Linked DNA regions of Homo sapiens: regions 1 and 2 are each linked to region 3. The links are chromatin loops, found by intact Hi-C in ENCODE. Cell type or tissue: heart left ventricle. All regions are shown on one strand. Links, peaks and the distances in the headings refer to the core of each region. The heading gives the core; the rest is flanking DNA.

Region 1 (7,320 bases), core at 1,056-6,055, 120 kb before region 3:
TGGCAGTGTGGCCTACAGAGTGTCTGCCACAGCCCTGGCATGGCTAAATTCAGCAGAAGCCACAAGCACCCAGAGTTTTAGGGATGCCCTAACCTAACTTCAAGACCACCTGAGAGGTTAGCTTTTCCGAGGTCTGGTGGCCAGCTCAGGAAGTGACCCCTGCAGCTGCATGCTGTGCATAGCAGCTCATTCTGCTAGGCCAGAAGTGGGTCACCTGCTCTCAGCTTTCTCAGGAACTACAGGGTAGGCACTGGCACTGGCCCATAAGCTTTTCCCCTTCTAGCTGAAGATTTTAGCTCATTTTGGCCATGATCTCTTGAGAGGAAAAAGAGTAGCTCCAACTGACCAGGTGCTCAGGAAGACACTGGTTCTCTCTTCCTGGTTTTCAAATGAGCGGGAGCCTTAGCCTGCTCCTCCCTACCCATTACCCAATGTAAGGTGTAAGGCAACTGTTGGCTAGAAGAAAGGATCTCAACCTACTGTTTCTGCCCTCACCAAGCCCTGTCTTGCTAGCCATCTCTGCCCTCAACCCTTCTTAGTCTCTGCAATGTTCAGTGAAAACTCCCCAGACACAGCAGTTTGCGTGTGTGAGGGGAGAGGAAGTCCCAAGGCTGGGGCTGGGCCAGGTGGGACCTGGTGCTTTGCAACAGCATCCCATTTGACCACAGTTAGGTTTTGACCCTGATGGGAGGAGCAGATGGAGGGAGACATCAGTTTAAAGTGGGGAAGTGGAATGGGGCTGGGAATCTCAAAGCCTCAGAAGGAGGCTTTCAGCCTTTCCTTGCTAGTTCCTGCTAACTGTCTTCTTGCTCAGAGGAGGGTAGGGAAGCATGTGTGCAACTGGGGTGGGAGGTGGGGTGGATGTCACCAGGCAGGGGTGCATTGATTTGTTGAAGAAGGCAGCATATGAGGCCTGGCAGTGGGACAGTTGGAGGAACCCATTTTTTTTTGTTTTTTGTTTTTTAACATGCTACATCACTGTTGAAAACAAACAAAAATATTTCAAAAATAATATATAATATATATAATATATTTATATAATGAAAAGCTATTGACTAGCAGCAATGATTCTAAAGTTATCTTAGCACCAAGACCATGGAGGTGAAGGGGAAGGGATTGGTAGGGGATGAAGGGACTGGTGGAACCAAGAAAGGGCTATAACATGTTCAGTGTTGATGACATTTCCACTATGGTTCTCAACGGTGGCATGAGGCCTCAGAGACAACATAAACCAAGAAGGAAGGAAGCCACCACAGTTTTATAATGTCTGAACCAAGCAGGCTGAAGACATTGGGGCCTTGCCTGTGGCCAGATAACACCACCCTCTGCCAACCAAGAGATGAAGCTCTCAGCAGAACTGACCACATGTATATAATTCAGATCTTCCTCCCTCCCCCAAAATGACCTGCATCCACGTGATAGGATCTCTGCATATAAAATATGCATAAATCAGATGTAGGAACATGAACAGAAGTTTTTAACAGCTCACGCACATTTTTTAAAACTCCCTTGCGAGGTATACCGGTAGTTAAATGAATGAAAGAGCATTGATCAGACTCCTCTAGTTTAAACCACTACTTGCCCCAGGGAATAGGCAAGTGGCTATTTCTAAAGCTTATATTGTATATTGTGATTGTGTGTGTGTGTGTGTGTCTGTGTGTGTGTGTGTGTCTGTGTGTGTGTGTGTGTCTGTGTAGGCTGATGCCTTGAGAGTCCTCTCTTCTTTTCTCCATTTCTTTAGGACATCTCTACCCTGTTCAAAAAAGGAAGAGTTTACAGGCAGAGACACATTCCCCAGTTTCCTATGACCATGTAGCATGTTATCAGCCTTGTTGCAAAAGGAGGACCACATCTCTACAGACTCTCATTTGAGTTATGCATAACTTAGGGCACAATTTGCATTGACACTACCTGCCACTGAACTATAGCAGGCATTTCTTGATTATTAAAGGAAAAAAAATACCCTCAACACATGATATGATTATAAAGAAAAAGTATAAATAATCCATGTAACTCGAATATGTACTTTTCATTTTCCTTGTTTTTTAGCCAAAAATCACTCCCCTGTTGGGGTCTGGACTTCTTGGCTCTTCATCTCCCCAAAAGCCCTGGATTGGAATGGAATTATATTGTTTTATCCTCCACCTCGTAAAAACAGGAATGCTAAAAGCTTACCCCTTCTCCCTTCCCCAGGATTTCAAGCTCAGCGGTGAGGCAATGTTGCCTTCAGTATAATGGGTAATATTGTGAGTTTCCAGGGGGGGCTGGAAGGAAGGGATCCACAACCCAGGGATGGACGAGGCAACAGAGGTGAGGTGTGGCAGTGTCACAGTTTGACCGACACTTTTGTTTGTAGGACAGTGAAGGAACCCTCATCAGGAAATGAATAAAAAAAGATCTCAAGCTGAAGTCAGGTGGGGAGGGAGAAAGGTCAACCCCCCTGCCTCCCAAATGCAGACAGACAACCCACCCTGACTTAAGTCAGAGATCTGATTCAGCCGGACCAGAATGTCAATGAGGAGGCTGAGGAGCTCCCTCCCATCATAAAACCAAATGAAAAAAGAAAAGGCAAGAACATAAACCCAAACCCAGAGCCCCGCCACCCGCAAATGAAAACATAAACAAAATGAGCTACCTAAAGGTGATGACAGAGACCTGTCATTTTAGCTTATGCTGTTGGTGGACAGTAAGGTGGGAACACAGGAGGCCCCAGCACGTGCTTCTGTGAGTGAAAATGAGTTGCCATGTATGTTGCAGCTGCCAAATTTTGTAGACAAGAGTCAGTTTCCAACATTTTTCCTTTCTGAAATCTCCCAGTGGCTTCTGGTGGACGCGTCACCTTGGTTTTTAAAAATTTTCAGTGTGAGTTTATATATATATATATATATAATATAATATAATATAATATAATATATATTTATATAATATATCAAAGCTTATGAGTATAGATTAAAAAAATATTCAACAGCTTAGTGAACTCTGCAGCGCCAGCTCCCTAAATGTCGGGGTAAAACTCCGTCCCGTGGTCCATGGTCTGTAGTGCTGGCTTCTGCTCCAGCGCAGACATCCTACTGAGGACTTCTGCAGACAGCGCGTAACTGTTCCCAGACTTCTCCTCAAACCAGCTGTCCAGGGCTCGCTTGGCATCAAAGTTGGTGATTGGCGGTCCGTTTACAGCGATTGTCAACAGGTCGCTAAGCTGCTCCAGGGTCAGGCGGGAGCGGTGGTTTTTGCGAACTCGCTGGAGGGCATTGCGGCCTTTCTCGCAGCAAGCGGTGGAAGTGGGGAGGACTTTAAGAACCTGGATGATCTTGTTCAAGAGTGGAAACCTCTGTTTGTACTTGCAAATGTGGCTGATCAGGTCTTTGAAGCCATTTTTGGTGTAGTAATCAGCCTTGAGTTCTCGCCACTCCATCAACAGACTACCCCGGGGGTCCAGCCCTTCCCTACAGACATCCCGGGAAAAGGTCGGGATGGCCTCCAGGTGATCAAATATTTGCACCATATCCTCCTTGCCATAGCTCATCAGCTCCTCACTGCTCCTGGGCCAGGCAGCCAGGTCAAACACCTGGCAGGCCTTCACAAAGATCCGGCTGCGGGAGTCGAACCTCTGAGCCAGGATGACCTGGGTCTTCTGGCAGATCTTCTCCCTGATGGACTGGAACTTGGCTTCAGCCACCCTGAGGTTCTTCATGGCGATCCCGTTGAAGCTCTCTCGGAAATTCTCCTCGAACTCCTGCAGGTATTCTCCCGGGGAGTCAGCCAGCCGGCTGATCTCCTGGATGGCCTCCTCGATCTTGTCATCCACCTGGGACACCAGCAGGTACTCGCCCTGGAAGATGTAGGCCAGACGCGAGAGCACAGCAATCACGTCCAGCAGGAAGTAGATGAGCTTGATGGACTGGTAGTCCATGAGGAACTGCAGCAGGGCCAGTGCGATGGCCGAGGCGTCTGCCCGCTGGGTCTGGCTGCTGACCTCCTTGAGATGGGCCACCACCTCCAGGTAGTCCTTGATGAGAGCGTTGAGGACGTTCTGCTCGCCGATGATCCACCGCACTGCCCGGATATCGCCCAGGAACTCTGTCTCCTCACAAAGGGTGGCCGCCGTGGACCGCAGCTCGCACATGAGGCGCGGTGAGTAGCGGTAGAAGCTCAGCAGCTGCTTCAGGTTGTTCTCCAGCTCCTCCAGGCATGGGAGCTCCTTCCCGCTGATGGCATCCAGGATCTCCAGGTGGGGCCGGTGCACCATGAAGGGCAGGCACAGCAGCCAGGGCAGCGTCTTGCGGATGGTCATGAACATGCTGGCACGGAGGCTGGCTGTGATGTTGGCTCCATCTACACCCAAGCCAACAGTTGGCTTTTCATCCTGCAACCGGATGCCCAAGGCCGAGAAGGCCCGGTCAAGTGCCTGGAGATAGCTTTCTGTGCTAGAGAATCCCAGCTCCTGCAGGGACAGGAACTCTGTGGCCGGGGGCCCATCACTGCTGGTGTACTGAACATAGACAGCCACCGTGTCGGCCAGCAGGTCGTCGCTCTGCCCATCCAGGATGACGCTGAGGCAAGGTGACTGGCGGATGCGCTCCACCAGGTCTTCCCGCAGGGCCCGGGCGATGTGATGGATGAGGATCTGGCAGTCTCCCTCATTCATGTACTGGTCCACCACCTTGAGCTCACACTTCCTCAGCAGCTCCGCCAGGGGCCGGAAGTCCAGGTAGGGCCTGCCCTCCAAGGCCAGGTGGTAGGCGGTGTTGAAGAGCAGGGTCATGTTGCGACACATCTCCTCTGTCTTCTCCGGGTGCATGCGGAGCTTGTACAGTTGCAGGCACTTCTTGTGCAGGTTGCTCTGGCTGTGAAGTTTGATGGTGTGAATCTTAAACTGCTTGGAGCCAATGATGAAGGCCGAGGTGCGTGAGGACTGCACCGTGTACTGGCGGCAGACGTGGCACCACATCTCATTGAGGGTTGGGGAGTACCGCAGGAACCAGAACTTCTTCAGCCATTCCTGCTTAAAGCGCCGGATTCGGCGCCCGGTGGCCGATGACATCTTGGAGGGCTCATCCGTCGCTGTCATCATATCATTGGAGACAGATTCATCTGCTGAATCGACTTCCTGGTCATCATCCTCCATGATGGCGGGGCCGGAGACCATGCTTTCTGAGGCTGAAAAACAAATGGGAAAGAAACATTTATACCTGGGGGAGAAAACAGGCTTTTCCAAAATCCACAGGAAACACTCCTGGAAGGTAGGTGCCACACCATGGGAAACAGAAGTCCGTGGAAGCCTATGATGGATTGAATCCCAGCCCAGAATTAGTTTATGAGCACTCCTGCTTGCCCATGTGACTTTTACTCTCCCTGTGATTGTCCACGGTTGCCTTGTCACACCCACCAGATTTCAGGCTGCCTGCCCTTGCCCTCCATGTGTGGGTGTTTGAGGGATTTAAATGCCCCCTATCAACTGGACAGCTCAAGCTAGGAGAGTAGATCTAATGGAGGAGGAAAAGCACATCACACATTCCAAAGTTATATAGCAAGGACTTGGGATTCATTTGCCCTTCATTAATGTGAACAAAGGCATCTTGGATATGGCCCCAAGTGATTTCAGGATCAAAATGCAGTTTAGTTCAGACGCATGCTTTGAATACAAGAAACACCTCATTCTGAGCTAAGGGATGTGGTTAAAAGAGTAAGTGCTATGTAAACAGTCTCCCTCAGCTGCAGATATGAACTAGAACACCTGCCTAGTTGTCAACCAACTCTAGAAATCCAGGTAGCCAACAGAATAGGGCAAAGCCATGCAGGTGAATGGCCTGGATCCCCTCACTCTCCATCCTTCTAGAACTCCAGGCTAGGGAACTGGGACCATGTGTGGCAGGACAGAGATTCAGGAAGAGAAGAACAAGGCTGTGTTCCTGGACTAAGTTAGGGAAGCCAAGAGATCTCTCCAGTGGGACACCCTGCTTGAGACTGGGGACAGAGAAAGACTGGGTTTAGAAATTGGGCTTTGGGGTAAGACACCAGTACCAGAGAAAGGCAACGGGTCAAGAACACAGCACACACCCCTTCTGCAGCGGAACTTCCTTTATTGACAAGGAGGATACAAGGGCAACACATGGAGCACCTGGCAGAGCTGCCGATGGGTCTGCCAGAGACACTGAGGACCTGGGCTCCCACCCACGGAGGTAGCCGCCTCCACGTTACACTCCTCAGGTCTCCCGGAAGGTGGTTTCCACAGAGAGCTTTAGGCTACCCTCCACACAGCCCACTGCGTACTCTGCCCTCCGACAATAATCTCATCCAAACCAACTTACCTGCAGGGTCCGAGAACTCTGGGAGCTCCAGTACCTGTGGTGGCAATACGGGGGGCTCAGGAAGTTTCCCAGACTTAAGCATGTCTAATTCTGCCTGGAGCTCCCGAACCTTCTTCTTTAGGCGAATACAGTTAGGGCAAAAAGAGGTGGTGGGAAGTTCATGAGGGTCAGATGCAAGGGAGGCCTCGGCAGGACTGTCGGCCTTGAATGATGAAGGCTCCTCTTCTTCATCCTCCAATTGGCCTGGCTCCTTGGAGACCCCCTGGGGGACCTTCCAGTCCCCCTCCCCCTGGGTCTGGCCTATATTCTGCACACCATGGGTCATTGTTGTTGCACACTGACTGTAGGCGTCATCCTGGTATTTGGGGACTTTCCTGATGACCAGTGAGGTGCTCAGGGCCAACTGGTGGGCTTCCACCTTCGCAGATTCCAGTGAGGCCTCCAGAACATCCTTGAAAATCAGGTCAATTTTCTTCTTCTTAGCTTGGGGGTGTACATCCCCCTCATCAAAGCCACGCTTGTAGGGACTTTTGCCCTGTCTCAGCACAGAGAGATGAATGGGACCCCTCAGGTCTTCTGGGTTATCCAGAACCTGCTCAGACTTCTCCCTCTGCAACCTCTTCTCTCCTAGGAAGGAAAACCAGGGTGTAAGGAAATGGGGAAAACCCCCAAATTGGAGAAACCAACAGAAAACAAAGCAGGCCTCCTGTTAGGTCACCTGACACATCCCTCTAGATCTGGGCTTTTGGGGCAAGTGTTGCAAAGGGGAGATACGAATCACTCAGTGGTCCATCAGAGCTAGACTCATAGGACCTGAACGGTGGAAAGACCTTTTAGAAAGAGACAGTTTCCAAGAAGCCTCATGTCTACAAGCTCTACGGTTATAAGTTAAGAGAAATCTATAAGGGAGAGTAATTGAACATTCTTTCCTATGACCCTAGAAAACAACATCCCACTTAATCACACTGGGTGGTGGGAACATACCTCAGAGCCAAGTGAGTATCAACTC
Region 2 (7,320 bases), core at 836-5,835, 73 kb before region 3:
TAACCAAAACTGGCTCAGGGTAGCTATTAACTGCTCCACCCCATTAGCAATGTCTCCCAATAAGGGAAGTCCTCACATGGTGGAGGGACACTATCTTTGAAGGAACCCAAGGTCTACTGTGGACCAGCTGTGGGAGTCCTGTGTTTCCTCGTCAGAACAAGAGGGGCAGCAACCCCCACCCTATGGACTGTTTCGAGGAAGAGTATGAGATGCCAGAGGTGTCCAGTATGCACCTGGCATATAATAATTGCTCAGTGGGCAACCAGACTTTTAAAACAAGCCATGCACCCTTGCTAGTTCCCTTTCCTCACCTCCCACTGACACCTTAATCCATGGCAATCTGGCTTCCGCCCATGAGACTGCTCCTGCCAAGGGGGCCAAGGAGACTTCCTACTGTCTCCTCCTACTGCTCCATGCCTCCTCAACTCCTCTCCCTCCAAGGATTCCTCAAACTCATATTCCAAAGGAAATGCCTCTTCTCTCCTCCCCAAGCACCTTTTCTGTAGGAAATGCCCTCCCTTCTCCGGGCTTCAGCTGCATTAATTTATATACTTAGTTTTCCCTGTCATCCCAGCATCTCTCTACTGCAGAGCCACACACACCAGAGTGCTCTGGACAGCTCCCCTGAGCATCTCACGGGCACCAGGAACTCTACTCATCCCAAGCAGAACTCACCTTCTCTGATCTCCTCGATTTCAGGCCACCTCAATCCACCTCCCTGCATATTTTAGTAGATGTCCCCCCACAAACATAAAAGCCTCCTATATGAGTTCCCTGTTGCTCCTGTAATAAATTGCCAATAAACTGCCAAAACCACAGTGGCTTAAAACAACACACATGTATTACCTTATAGTTCTAGAGGTCAGAAGTCCTACAATCAAGGTGTTGGCAGGGCCACATTCTTTCAGGAAGCTCTGGGAATTAATGTGTTTCTTTGACTTTTCTGGCTTCCAGAAGCTGCCTGCATCCCTTGACTCCCGGCTCCTTACTCTATCTCGAAGGCCAGCAGAGCAGCATCCTCCAATCCCTTTCTCTCTGACTCTGAGCCTCCCACCTCCCTCTTATTAAGATGCCTGTGATTACACTGGGCCCACCCAGGTAATCCAAGATCATCGCTCCCATCTCAAGATCCTTAACTTAATCACATGTGCAAAAAATCCCTTCTGCCATGAAGATAGTATATTTACAAGTTCTAGGGATTAGGACAGGGACATTTTTGGGGGGACATTATGTGGCCTACTATACCTAACTATCTCTATCTGCTCTAATCCTCTGGGCTAACCCTGTAGGGACAGAAATGATGCTGATCCACCCCCTTTTTTGTCCAGTATCTCCATGTGAACCCTCTGAGGTGATGTAAAAGGTTAGGAATCATGCCTTATCTCTACTCTACACTCAAGCACTTCAGCAGAACCCCTCCCTTGGCTTTTTGAGGATGCTAAAGTCTTTCTAATGAACAAACTCTCTTGACCACACACCCTCCCACCTCACTCTTATCTTTCTCCTCCACTTCTGATCTTATCTGTAACCAAACTTCTAGGAAATGACTATGCCTGGTCACCTCCATGCTAATCAGGTTCCACCCCCATCACTCTCCAGCAGGGTTTCTGCAGATAACTCTTTGTTATGAGGGACTATTCTGTCCATTGTAAAATGTTTACAGTAATCCTGGTCTCCAACTGCTAGATGCCAGCAGCTTACCCCTATGCTGAGCTGTGACAACCAAAAGGTCTCCAGACATTGCCCAATGTCCGGGGACAGGAGGCTGGGCTGCAAAATTGCCTCAGGTTCAGACCCACTGCTTTCTACAATAGCTCTTGCTAAAGTCACCCATGGCATCCCTGGTAGTAAATCCACGGGACACTTTTCAGTCTTTCTGGCTGGTTTCTCAGCAGCACTTGGCACTGACAGACATTGTGGCCTGGAGAACCTCTCTTCTCCCCTGACTTCCAGGTCACCCACTCTCCTGGTTTCCCTCCTACCTCTCTGGCTGCAAACCTTCTCTGTCTCCTTTGCAGGATCAAGCTCCCCTTCTAGACCATGAACTGCTAAAGTCCCTCAAAGCTTGCTCACAGGCCTTTCCACCTTTCACTCAGCACATTCTCCCTAGGTTCTGCGCTCCACACCCACACCCCCACTGACCACCCATGCACAGGTGACTCACTAAGCAACATCTCCAAGCCTCCTCTCCAAGCTTCGGACCCATATATCCAACTGCCTACTTGACATCACCACTTGGATATCTTGTTGTTACTCCAAACTCAACAAGTCCCAAACCCAAATCATGATTTTTCCCTCAACCCAGTCCCCTTCCAGCCTCCTCCATTTCTCAGAGAAAGACACCATTAACAACCTGTTGGGAGACTGCAGATGTCCTTGATACCTCCTGCTCCCTTCCTTAGGCCAGTTAGTCTATGTCTAAGTCAGAGCTCTCCTCTCTGATACAGTTCACAAAGCAGTTCGTTTGGCTCCAAGTCTTTGCCCCAACCCTAGCCCAGTCTTCCACCATTGCCGACTACAGAACTCCCACACGCTCTACCTGGGGAAAGGGGTGTGGGTACCCATTCTTGACCAGCACCCCTGAGCTCAATCAGTTCTCCAGGCTGTAGCCAAAGTCATCTTTTCAAAACATAAATGTGACCAAGTCACTCCCCCAACTCCTACATTATTAAAAGGACAGAAGTCCTAATTTGGTCCACTGGGCCCTACAAAATCAAGCCTCCATCATCTCCAGGCCCCTGTGTGTGCTGCACTCCAGGCACACTGACCTTCATCCAGTAGCTCAGATGTACCATGCTCTCCTGCCACAGGGCCTTTGCTCTTGCTGTCCAAGGCATCTGGATGCACCTCTCCAATCTTCACCTGGTAGGCATTCACCTCCTTCAATCACAGCTCAACTAGCAGGAAGGCTTCTCTGACCTCTACCCATATTACCTCCCCTGGTTGTTCACTTTTTCCCAGTCTCACTGTTTCTCCATCACCCTCAGAGTTATTATTTGACATGGATTTGTCTTAGTCTTTGATTAATTCTATCTTTCCCACAGAGAACTCCATGAAGGCAGGATTTATCTGATTGCCTTATCTGGCCCACCACTGTATTTCCAGGGCCAGCCCAGTGCCTGGCACAAAGGAGATACTCAAGAAGTGTTTTTGTAGTGAATAAGGATCTTCTTACCCTCTAGAATGCTTTTCTCTATTACCCCACCCTCCCCTATCTCTGTCTAGTAGCTCAAGCATGATTCCTTAAAGTTGCTTTGGTAACCCTTCCTCCTCATACCCTTGAAAACCCCTCTTCCTCATCTTTGCAACCCATCTATTGATAGTACCCTGTGTTGCAACTGATATCACATGTGTACCTGCTTGTTCAATGCCTGTCTTCCTACCAGATCGTCTGCTCCCTGAGGGCAGGAACCATGTCTGTCTTGTTGAAGGGTTTACCCCCAGCACCTAGCCCAGAGCCTGATATTACTGGTTTGGAAGTGGGAAGTCATGCTCTGCATCCCCAAAGGCCAGCTCCGAGTCACCCACTCTAGAAGATCGGTTGGTTCAATACTGCCCAATGGTCCACCAGACACACACATGAGGATTCATGGGGAAATTGCCCTGAGTTCTGCTTGGTGATTTCCTGATCTGCTGACTACTGCCAGGTGGGTGCTCTCAGCATTGCCCTTGGACACCAAGCGTTGCAGCCACTCAGCCGGGGCCAGGGGACAGCAAGATCCATCATCGACAGGTCCAGAAGCGATGGTAGAAAAGTTCTGGGGCCAAGCTGGGCCAGTATGGCTCCCCCTGGTGGTTTCCTTCCATGTTTCTTGGCAACCTCTCCCATGAATAGCCCAGGGCACACTCACCAGCCAGGAGAAGAAGCCAGCTGATTTGTCCTGGGTGGAGATCTGCCCCTCATAGGGGCCGAAGATGTGGCCCTTGGGGATGACCTCGTTTACACATCGCACGTCACTCTCTCCACTAGTGTCCTTGACCACCTCCATGCCCTGTGGGATGGTGAGCGCCGCCCGGTCTGGGATGCCCACGGGCACCGGTGTGTCAGACACAAACACCGGGGGGCCATGGTTTGGGCATTCATCCACGAAGTACTCCTGGCAGGACTCACAGACTGGAGGGATGGAAAGAGAAGGGAGGGCCTCAGTTGTTGCAGGGAGGTAAGACCCCCATGGGGGAGGTAGAGGGGCTGACAGGAGGCCCACTCATGGACAGCCAGCTGCAGGCCCCAGGGTCATCGGTAGCAATAACCCATACTCTCCCTGGGGGCTCCAAGAACAGGCCTGCCTACGTCAAGGAGGCCAGCAGCTACCTTTGTCTCAAGTTTTAAAAAACTGGAAGAAAGAGCATGGCTTTGGAGTCCAAGTGCAACTGTACCCCTTTGGGCCAGAGGACTCGAGGCGTGGGATACTTAACCCTCACCAAGACTCAGTGTGCTATCTGGAAAATGGGGCTAACAATAGCCATTTGGATGGCTAATGATGATGACGAACCAAGGCCTGGACCTGGGCCTGGTATATTGCAGGTGAGGACCTATCTTAGTAGCATTGTTGTGAATTCCCTAGCCAGGAATGGGGCGATGGGGGTGAAGGGAGGAGCAGCCCAGAGCCCCAAGCTCCACTTACACCAGAAGTCCACTTGCTGGAAGCTTTTGGGCACGATGAGGTCGCGCTTCCCCTTCAGTTTCTTGGGCTCAACTTCCATGGCCGAGGAGTCCGGTCTCCTAGAGCTGGCCAGGGCAGAGGCCCGCAAAGAAAGCAAAGAAGTCATCAGAGAGTGAGAGCCCAGTGGGGACAAAAGCTGGGGACCTGGCCAGGAGACCGAGAAGATGTGGGGTGGGCAGAGGAGTCCCAGCCAGCCTGCTGTTCAGTGCAGGAGGTGGTGGAAAAACTGGAGGATTGAGATGCGAGCACAGACCTCCCTAGGCCACTGCTTGGATTTTTCTAGAGCCTGCGCCCAGGAGCTGCCGGGAGCAGGGTTAGGGAAGGTGGGCAAGGAGTGAGAACGTTTCCCAGGGTTCCCAACCAACCGAGCCCAGGCACCTCCCACTCCCACTTCTCCCTCTCCAGTTCCCACACAGGGGCCTCACCAGGGCTGGCCATACTCCTGGTCTCGGAGTGGTGAGCAGACCTCCGTCTTCACCACCGTCACCATATCCCCCACGGCTGCATTGGTCTGGGCCAAGCACTCCTTCATGTTCTCGGTCATTCTGTCCTGGGACGCAGGAGGTGGGACCAGCACAGGAAGAGGATCAAAGAAACAGGGGAAGAGGAGTGAGCGGCGGAGAGGGCAAGTGGGGGTCTCGCGGAGTCTGGTTACCCTCCCTGCCATCCCCAGAGGAAGCACTTGAGAACACAGACAACAAAAACAGCTGTAGCCCGGCCAAGAGGAAATGCCGTTTCTATCCCGGGCTGGTCCTGGGGACGACTGGAGCCACCAGCCCCATGGGGTCAGGAGCCTAGAGCAGCTCAGGCCAGGAGGCCGCGCTGGGAAGCATAGCCTGGACCCCTAGACCAAAGGGCAAAGGGCAGGAGGATCCCACATGAGCCTGGGCGCAAAACTGCAAAGGGGAGAAGGGAGGGTTCACAACTCAAGCCCAACTTGGGCCAAGGGGTAGTGGGCAGACCGAACGGGCCCTCAGCGCCTGGCAGGGCAGCCCCTCACCCTGGGACTGCCGGGAGCGCAGCCAGGCCCCTTTGCCAGCTCAGAGCAGGTACAGGCAGGGCCTGGGGGCGCTGGCGAGGGCCAGCCAGGGCTCCAGCCCCACCCGACTCTCTCAAGGGGACACTCCCCAGCCCGCCGCTTACCGCCCTCCACCACCGCGCCGGGCTTCAGCCCCTCCCTCGGCACCCCGGGGTCCTCATGCCAAGCCCGGGGACACTCTTCGGGGCGAGGGTGGCACGCAGCCTGGGGCTGGGACGGCGCTGGGCCCTGGGACTGGGCGAGCGGCGTGTGTGACTCACTACCCGGGGCCCCGCTGGCCACACCCCTGCTCCTCGGCTAATCAGCCCCCTGCTCCCCACCGGGGCCCCAAAGCCGGCGGCGGCGACTGGGAGGGGTGCGGGGAAACGTGACGGCCTGCCCCCTCCTCCGAGCCAGCAGGGCCGGGGGCGCGCGGTGGGGAAGGGGAGGGCTGCCCAGGCCGGGCGCGCCGCCCCCTGCCCCGTGGCCGCCCCGTCTCGGGCCGGTGTAGGCTGCGGCCGGGGCGGGCGCGGGCGGGCTCTCCCCCTCTCGCCAGCCTTCCCGGCGGGGAGCTCCCTGCCCGGCCCGGCCCGCCCGGCCCTGCCCAGCGCCCGCCCCCCGCCCGCCAGGCCCGGCATTCCTTGCGGGGGCATGTGGCTTCTTGCCGGCCCTGGGGGCACGCAGTTGGCTGGCGGCCGGGAGGGGGGCGCGCAGGGAGCGGGAGGAAGCGGGCGCCCGGGCGGGGCGGTGGGAGAGGGCGCCGCGGGGGGTCGCTCCGGGTCAGGCGGTGGACGCATTCCAGGGCCTCCCACGGGGCCCGATGCGCACTCGGCCCGGGGGGTGCCAGGGCTGGGCGACAGCGCCGCGGAGGCCGGGCGGGTGTCCCCAGCCTCCGAGCTGCCTTGGTGTGGCGGCGACGACAGGGCCTGCGCTGCCACCCGTGCGGACACCGGACACCCGCTCGCTCAGCCGCGGCCGCACCTGCACCGCCTGGGGCGCCTGCCACTCTACTGCCTCCTGGCTGCGTTATGCCAGGGACTCCCCGCTGGGTGCTCGACCGACCTCAAAGCCTGTGGGATGGCCCCCTGCCTCCTGTGAGGGCGCAGGAATTGGGGCCTGGAAGATGTCAAGCGACTTGCCGAAGGTCATGCAGACCACACCCGATGGCTGCTTAGTAAATTGGAAACTGGCTGAACCCCCAGATTCAAGTGTTTCAAGTTGGCTTCACCATGCAGTATCCTCAGTCCAGTCCTCTACCGAACAATCGCTGGGATCACCCTTAAGTGGGTTCAGGTCCCAGCTCAGAAGTCCAGCTGCCAGGTGGGAGCAAGGCCCTGTGGATTTGTGAAGGATCCCTGAACACCTGCTGCCCTGAGGAACTCTCACTGGGATGGGCAGTACCCCCCACCATACATCCTGGGGTGGAGCCTCAGTGGTTAGGTGCCTGGGCACTGGACAGGCAGTGCCTGAGTTCAAATCCCACTGATGGGCGGTGTGATCCTGGGCAGGTGTTATGGACCCCACTCCCCTTCATATGTTGAAGCCCTCAGCCCCAGAGTATCTGTATTTGCAGATGGGGCTGTGAGGAGGTGATCAAGATTAATTGAGGTCATAAGGGTTAGGTGCCCTTATAAGGAG
Region 3 (7,320 bases), core at 856-5,855:
TAAATAATTTAGGAATATACTTAACCAAAGAGGTGAAAGATCTCTACAAGGAAAATTATAAAACACTGCTGAAAGAAATCATAGATAACACAAACAAATGGAAACACATCCCATGCTCATGGATAGGAAGAATCAATATTGTGAAGATGACCATACTGCCCAAAGCAATCTACAGATTCAATGCAATTCCCATCAAAATACCATAATCATTCTTCACAGAACTAGAAAAAACAATCCTAAAATTGTGGAACCCAAAAAATCCTGTATAACCAAAGCAATACTAAGCAAAAAGAACAAATCTGGAAGCATCACATTACTCGACTTCAAACTATATTATAAGGCTATAGTTACCAAAACAGTGTAGTACTGGTATAAAAACACACATGTAGACCAATGGAACAGAATAGAGAACCCGGAAATAAAGCCAAATAAGTACAGCCAACTGCTCTTTGATAAAGCATACAAAAACGTAAACTGGGGACAAGACGCTGTATTCAATAAATGGTGCTGGGAAAACTGGCAAGCCACATGTAGAAGAATGAAACTGGATTTCCATTTCTCACCTTATACAAAAATCGATTCATGGTGGATCAAAGACTTAAATCCAAGACCTGAAACCATAACATCTCTAGAAGATAACATCAGAAAAACTCTTCTAGACATTGGCTTAGGCAAAGAATTCATGACTAAGACCCCCAAAACAAATGCAACAAAAACAAAAATAAATGAATGGGACCTAATTAAACTAAAAAGCTTCTGCACAGCAAAAGAAATAATCAGCAGAGTAAACAAACAACCCACAGAGTGGGAGAAAATATTCATAAACTATGCATCCAGCAAAGGACTCATATCCAGAATCTGCAAGGCAGTCAAATTAGCAAGAAACACACACACACACACACACACAAATAATCCCATCAAAAAGTGGGCAAAGGACATGAATACACAGTTCTCAAAGGAATATATACAAAGAGCCAACAAACATACGAAAAAATGCTCAACATCACTAATCATCGGGGAAATGCAAATCCAAACCACAATGAGATACCACCTTACTCTTCCAAGAACGGCCATCATTAAAAAGTCAAAAAACAATAGGTGTTGGCATGGATGTCATGAAAAGGGAACACGTTTATGTTGCTGGTGAGAATGTAAATTAGTACAACCACTATGGAAAACAGTATGGAGATTCCTTAAAGAGCTAAATGTAGAACTACCATTTGATCTAGCAATCCCACTACTGGGTGTCTACCCAAAGAAAAATACATCATTATATGAAAAAAACACCTGTACACCCATTTATGCCTCACAATTTGCAATTGCAAAGTTATGGAGCCAACCTAAGTGCCCATCAACCAACCAGTGGATAAGAAAATGTGTTATATATACACCATGGAATATTACTCAGCCATAAGAATGAAATAATGTCTTTTGCAGCAACTTGGTTGGAGCTGGAGGCCATTATTCTAGGTGAAGTAACTTGGGAATGGAGAGCCAAATATTGTATGTTCTCACTTGTAAGTGGGAGCTAAGCTATGAGGATGCAAAGGCATTAGAATGATATAAGGGACTTTGGGGACTTGTGGGGGAAGGTTGGGAGGGTAATGGATAAAAGACTACATATTGGGTACAGTGTACACTGCTTGGGTGACCGGTGCACTAAAATCTCAGAAATCACTGCTAAAGAAGTTATTCATGTAATCAAAGACCACCTGTACCCCAAAAAACTATTACAATAAAAATTAAAGCTAAAAAAAGAGGTACTCAGAAAGTTGTCTGGGTGTTAGACATAGTCTCCCATTGTACAGTATCAGCCTGATTTGATCACCAGGATCAAATGTGCCACACAGCAGAGTGACTTCCTCCCATGTTGCCAGTTCAGTGGCAGGAGGCACCCATAGTGTCCAGTCTCATGGACCAACTCAATGGGCCCCTGGTTGTGTTCCGCGATGGAAGCATTTCTCCCTCGGGAACAAAACCTTTCAAATCGACAGAGCCCGGAGGGTTCGAGTGCATGTGGTTATTAGGTGTAATAGTGAGGAAAGCCACTCCCACTCTCTGATTTGGGGCCCTGTTATTGTGGATGTGGGAGGAACCATACCTTCTACTGGTCACCTCATCAAAGCATATTCTTCATCCTGTAAGACAGAACTTTAACCTTTCAGGCCATTGTCTCTCAAGCAGAACCTTAACTGAGTGTTCACATGGCCATTCCACCCTTCAGTTGGGCCAGCTGCTTCCAGATGAGAGAGAGTCCATGATAAGACTAGCGATTTCCACGGGCCCAAGGTCCCTGTTGTCCTGTCGCTGTGAAATGGGTTCGTTGGTCCGAAGCAATGTTGGGTGGAATGCCGTTTGGCATAGAGGGCACCCCGTAAGTCCAGAGATGGCAAAGAAGACGAGTAAATATCAAGAACCAAAAATAGGGAGACATGCTGGGAGAGAGATGGGAGGGGAAGTGGTGGAGGGACAGGGTGGGATGGATTGTAAGAAAGATAAATCTTCATCTTCCATCACAGTAAGTCAAAGATGGTGTCGAAAATGGTGAAATCAAGAACTAGTGCTTAGAATTATGGAGATTTAAAAACAGAAGAGACACCTCCCAGAGTTGCAAGTGGTCGCCTGTCCCAGAGAGCTGGTGAGATGAGGTGGGGAGGTGGCAGCTGAGTTTTATGGTAAGTCTCGGGGAACCATTGGACGTCGAAAACTGTAAAGCTTTTATTAAAAATAGTTGTGGAAATAGAAAGAAAAAAAGGGGGGTAAGGGGGGAATCTGACTCTTAGATTGGAATCTGGAGAGCTGATTGTCTTCTCCAAGTTTTCTGCCACCCAGGAGCAGAACCAGTGGTTTCTGGGCAACGCAAAGAAAGGCGCCTCTTGTTTGGGATACTTTACTGCCATCTGCTGGACAAATGAAGTAACACCTTTACAAATGGGTGAGGGAATGGGATGTGAAGCTCCTTGCACCCCGCACCTGGATTATGTCCTGCACAACCTGTATAGAGCAAGCGAGGCCTTGCAATTCGTGGCCACCGGTCCAGGACACTCCTGAAGGGGCCTTGTTTGGTGAGGTCGTTGCGCCGGGGAGGCCAGAGCAGCGGCCTGTCCTCTTTCTGGGCACTTTAGCCCCCAGGTCAGAGGAGAGCCCCTTGGCGGTTCCAGCTCACAGATAGTTGGGTCCGGCTGCATGTTGCTTTCAGGGTATTTCTCCTACCTGGCCCCATCAGTGACTGGCTTAGAAGAAATTCCTCAAACTCCTACCTGGCCCTTTAGAAAAATTGTAATGCTATCTAAATGCCCCACCTCTCATCCCCACCCCCCTTTTACGTTTTCCTGGTGAGTTCAATTAGGGTTGGGGGTGACATGTGGGCAAGCCAGATCTCTGTAAGGGCATGTACTCAGGGCTCTCATTTTTCTGGCTCCGAAGCTTAGCTGCCACTTCTTGGGTCTGCATAAGGATTAGTTGTTCTTGGAAGAAAAATAAAAGCCACCCCGATCCAAGAAAGGAGATGAAAAATTCTTTGTGTGAAGCTTAGCATTGCCAAAGGTGTAGGTACTGTCCCTCCCAGGGGTGTTTGCACGCAAAGTGTATAAACTACAGAAATAAAGGAGAGGTTTGGATGAAGGTCACTTTGGGTCACTGAGTTTTCCTAGTCAGAATCCTGACATATAGAGGGCTGATAACCACGTCTATGCTATCAGCAGGTCACACAGGGCACAGATGCCCACCTGCTCACTGCTGCAGTGCCTCCAGCTTTGAAAGGAGTGGTGACTGTGAGCAACCCTGGACACTGGAATGGGGAGGAAACATCCCTGAACAGGGCTTAGAGAGTATCATGGAACCAGAGACTCAGAAAGGGAAGGAATTTTAGAGACAAAAGCCCACCCTTCCCCATCTAGTGCTTCAATCTTTCTACCTTTTTGCTACCAGAAGGTTATCAGCTTACACTTACATACCCCTAGGGACAGGAGCTCACTACCTGATAAGCAGGCCCTGCTTTCCCTGGAAAGATCTGACTCAGAAAGCACTTCCTCCCACCATCCTAAATCTGCCCTGTTCCATCTCCCACACCTCAGTCTTGGTTGTGGCCCAGTGGAGCCACAGAGAACAGATACTCTCCCTCCTCCGCAGGATAGCCTCTGAATATTTTGAGAATGAGTAGGGCTCCTCCGAGTGGTCTCCTTTCTAGGGAGAGTTGATTAATTAGGACTCTTTTCATCTGTGCATGGTAGAGACAGGGCCTCACCATGTTTAGGGGCAACATGAGGAATTTCTGGTCACATAGCCCTGCGACATCCAAGGTGATGCTGGGTCAAGGAGAGTGAGTGATGTTGTCAGGGCACTGCTGTCTCTGGGTGTCCCTTTTCTTGAGCTGTGCTATTTTCCTTTCAAGGCAGGGGTGGGTAGAACCATGGCCACTGGCATTGCCAAGCCTGCATCCTACCTGTAGTAGCAAGAGACCGCCACTCCTCACCACTCTGGGTCAGGGCCAACTGCAGTTTCAGAGGGACAGAAATAGGAGGTGACCCAAAGAGGGTGCCTAAGCACAGGTCAGAGGTGAAAAGTCAGACTCAACCTTTCCTGAGGGGCGGGGACAACATTTTTCGGTTTCCAGCCTTGAGTGCCCAGAGGCCTGTGGCCAGGGGTGTTGACAGTCTCACAGGCTAAGCCCCGACATCTTCCTGGAGAGGCAACTTTCTTCACTGGAAGTCATTTAAAGCCCTATTTTTAGATTTAAACAAAAATGGAAACATTATGGAGCAGAATGCAGAATCTGCGTGTATTTTTTGAGACAAAACCCAAGACTTCAAAGAAATTTCACACTTGTGTCAGCTGCTTCAGGCAGGCTGCCTGGCCTGCGGGTGCATGTGTTAATTCTTGGTTGGCATTAGTGGGTATTTCAGGGGCAGGCTGAGAAAGTCTGAGTGGCACTGGGCCTGGGTCCCCACATAGCTACAGGCAGGGCTGGGGAGAAATGGGTCCAAGGACTTCAAAGACAGCTGCCACTGAGAGGCCCCTGGTGCCTCTGGGCACCACATTCCCTGAAAGGAGGCAGCTCGTCCTCACTCGGGAGTGAGGCCCCACCATGAGGACACACCTGCCTCTGGAATCCTGTCCAAGGGCAGGAGCCAGAGCCCAGGCTGAGCAAGGGATCCGTGGGCCCCAGCAGGAAATGCCAGCCGAGAGTGCAGGAGGCAGTGCCTGGCTGCTGCTTCCAGCTTTTCACAGAGCAGTGGGCACATGGGCAGGAGTGATCTTTGAAATATTTAACCCCAGAAGCTCATGGGACCAACAGTCAGAACAGACCTGGCCTGGTACTTGAGCAGGTCCCAGGGGCCCAATTGGACCAAGGCCACCCCTCAAGCTGCTGCATCATGGGGAGACACGGGGATCCCACGTAAGAGGCCAGGGCAGCAGGGCAGCGGGTCACACTCATGGGGAATTAGACAGCAGCTATTTACCAACTGGAGTGGACACATGCTGATATTTTAACAACCAGGATGGCAGCACTGGCTGAAAATGAGCCACGTGCATGGGTCTGATCAAGCGAGATTAAGATGAATCCAGGGCGGGGTGCAGTGGCTCACGCTTGTAATCCCAGCACTTTGGGAGGCCAAGGCCAGGAGTTTGAGACCAGCCTAGTCAACATGGTGAGACCCTGTCTCTACTAAAAATACAAAATACACACACAAAATAAGTTAGCCAGGCATGGTGGTGTAGACCTGTAGTCCCAGCTACTTGGGAGGCTGAGACATGAGAATCACTTGTACCCTGGAGTTGGAGGTTGCGATGAGTTGAGCTCTCACCACTGCACTCCAGCCTGGGTGACAGAGCGAGACTCTGTCTCACAAAAAAAAAAAAAAATCCAACCCACATTTATTGAGCACTTATTATATGCCAGGAACTGTGCTGGAGCCTTTATGTATATTAACTAGTTTAATTTGTACAATGCCACGCAAATCTATCAGTTCATTTAACACTACAGAGGATTGGTGTGAAAGCAACACGGAAAAGCCAGTCAGCAAACCTGACAGGCTTAGAGGAACCCCACCCCTACCCCTGCCCTGTCCCCCACTCAACTAGAGATGGGCATTTCCTTAAAGGCAGATGGCACAGAAGTCCAGACCTCCCTCTTGGCTTTCCCACTGCACCCCATCCACCCTCTGTTCTGCTTCATCAGTTGTCCACATTTGACATTCATTAGACTTACTCTTCACAACTGTATACACAAAACCATGTGTATCCATGCTGGTGGGGAGCATAAGAGGTTCTCAAGGGTCGTTTTGTGTGTACCTAATTTTTGCCTTACTGATTTAGAACTTGCCCCTGAAATGGGCTATGACTCATTGAACTATAATTAGCCCCGTTTTGCAGGTGAGAAAGTGGAGTTCGAAGATGTCATCAGCCCAGGTCACACAGATGGTGGAGACCAGTGTGGAGCCCGGGAGTGGGCTGAGCAGAGCATCTGGACTTTGAGCTTCCATCAGACCCTGAGATAGTCACCTGTCCTGGCTGCCTGGTGACCCTGGTGTGCTAACGTGGCACTTATCTTGCTCTATGGAGGCCCCTGGGCCCCCTAAACACCAGGTGGGTGCCTTCAGCCAGCCCCATACTGACCTGTGAAGCCCAGGTATTGCTGGCCAACCCACCCCACTCACAGACAGAAGCAGTTCTCCATCTTTTGGCTTTAGCAGATCTGCTTCATTTCTCCTCCCCACAAAGCCTGGACTTTGTTCTGGGGGTATCCCTGTTTGCAGTGAAGCTTTTTCACTCAGTGCTCAATCTGAGCCCAACTCCACCCCACATCTCTGATTCATAGACTTTTGTGACTGCCTTGACCAGTAGAGTATGGCAGAAGATGCTCTGTAACTTCCCAGGCTAGATCTAGAAAATGCCACGCATTTCTGCCTTGCTCTCCTGCGACATCCACTCTTAGAACCCAGTTGCTGTGCTAAAAAGAACTCACAGACCACGTGGAGTGGAGCAGATGGGTCAGTGTCCCAGGTGGCAGCCCGTGTCGGCCTCAGACCTGCACGTGAGGATGCCCACCAGAGGGTTCCTGCCACCACCGTCAAGTCACCCCAGCCTTAATCTTCCAGCCGGCGCCTCAGGCATTATGGGCAGAGGTAAACTGTCTCCATGATGCCCTTTCCAAATTTCTGACCCACAGAATCCATGGCTATAATAAAATGGCTGTCTTATGTGCTCAATTTTGGGGTGGTTTGTAGCATAGCAGTATAACTAGAACATCTAGCTCGTGAGAGAACCAGCAAAGAAAGCAAAAATCACCCCAGCCTATAAAGGGCCCTGAGGGTGGTG

What was found. Hi-C counts contacts between places; a loop is a spot of excess contacts. Peaks named below come from ENCODE experiments on the same cell type or tissue, not always from the same donor. Only the 100,000 strongest peaks of a DNase experiment are listed, where the experiment ranks them.
Region 1: it touches region 3 in a loop (2.3-fold over the local background); 30 of 110 quality-filtered maps call a loop at or near these places.
Region 2: a loop joins it to region 3, with 2.9 times the contacts of the local background. A loop is called at or near these places in 8 of 110 quality-filtered maps.

Annotation. Positions count from the first base shown.
Region 1 is chr11:45,223,835-45,231,154 of GRCh38, reverse strand. PRDM11 (PR/SET domain 11) reads right to left here. Exons shown (of 8, transcript NM_001384648.1): 7 at 6,312-6,938; 8 at 1-5,160. The coding sequence ends at 2,996. Among named protein-coding and RNA genes, the nearest start is that of SYT13, 59 kb to the left of the region's middle. In heart left ventricle, for the core only: no CTCF peak of the experiment used is centred there; a DNase peak (open chromatin) is centred at 4,122.
Region 2 is chr11:45,179,655-45,186,974 of GRCh38, reverse strand. PRDM11 (PR/SET domain 11) reads right to left here. Exons shown (of 8, transcript NM_001384648.1): 2 at 5,090-5,214; 3 at 4,626-4,729; 4 at 3,852-4,114. The coding sequence starts at 5,208. Among named protein-coding and RNA genes, the nearest start is that of PRDM11, 37 kb to the right of the region's middle. RefSeq lists an enhancer at 4,722-5,453. In heart left ventricle, for the core only: a CTCF peak has its summit at 3,787 (motif pointing left); a DNase peak (open chromatin) is centred at 5,467; H3K4me3 peaks cover 690 bases; H3K27ac peaks cover 1,072 bases.
Region 3 is chr11:45,106,376-45,113,695 of GRCh38, reverse strand. It overlaps LOC105376652 (a long non-coding RNA gene), which reads left to right. Exons shown (of 6, transcript XR_931241.3): 4 at 2,520-2,675; 5 at 6,376-6,588; 6 at 6,938-7,211. It also overlaps a transcript of PRDM11 not described here. Among named protein-coding and RNA genes, the nearest start is that of PRDM11, 37 kb to the left of the region's middle. RefSeq lists an enhancer at 2,764-3,058. In heart left ventricle, for the core only: a CTCF peak has its summit at 2,905 (motif pointing left); no DNase peak of the experiment used is centred there; H3K27me3 peaks cover 707 bases.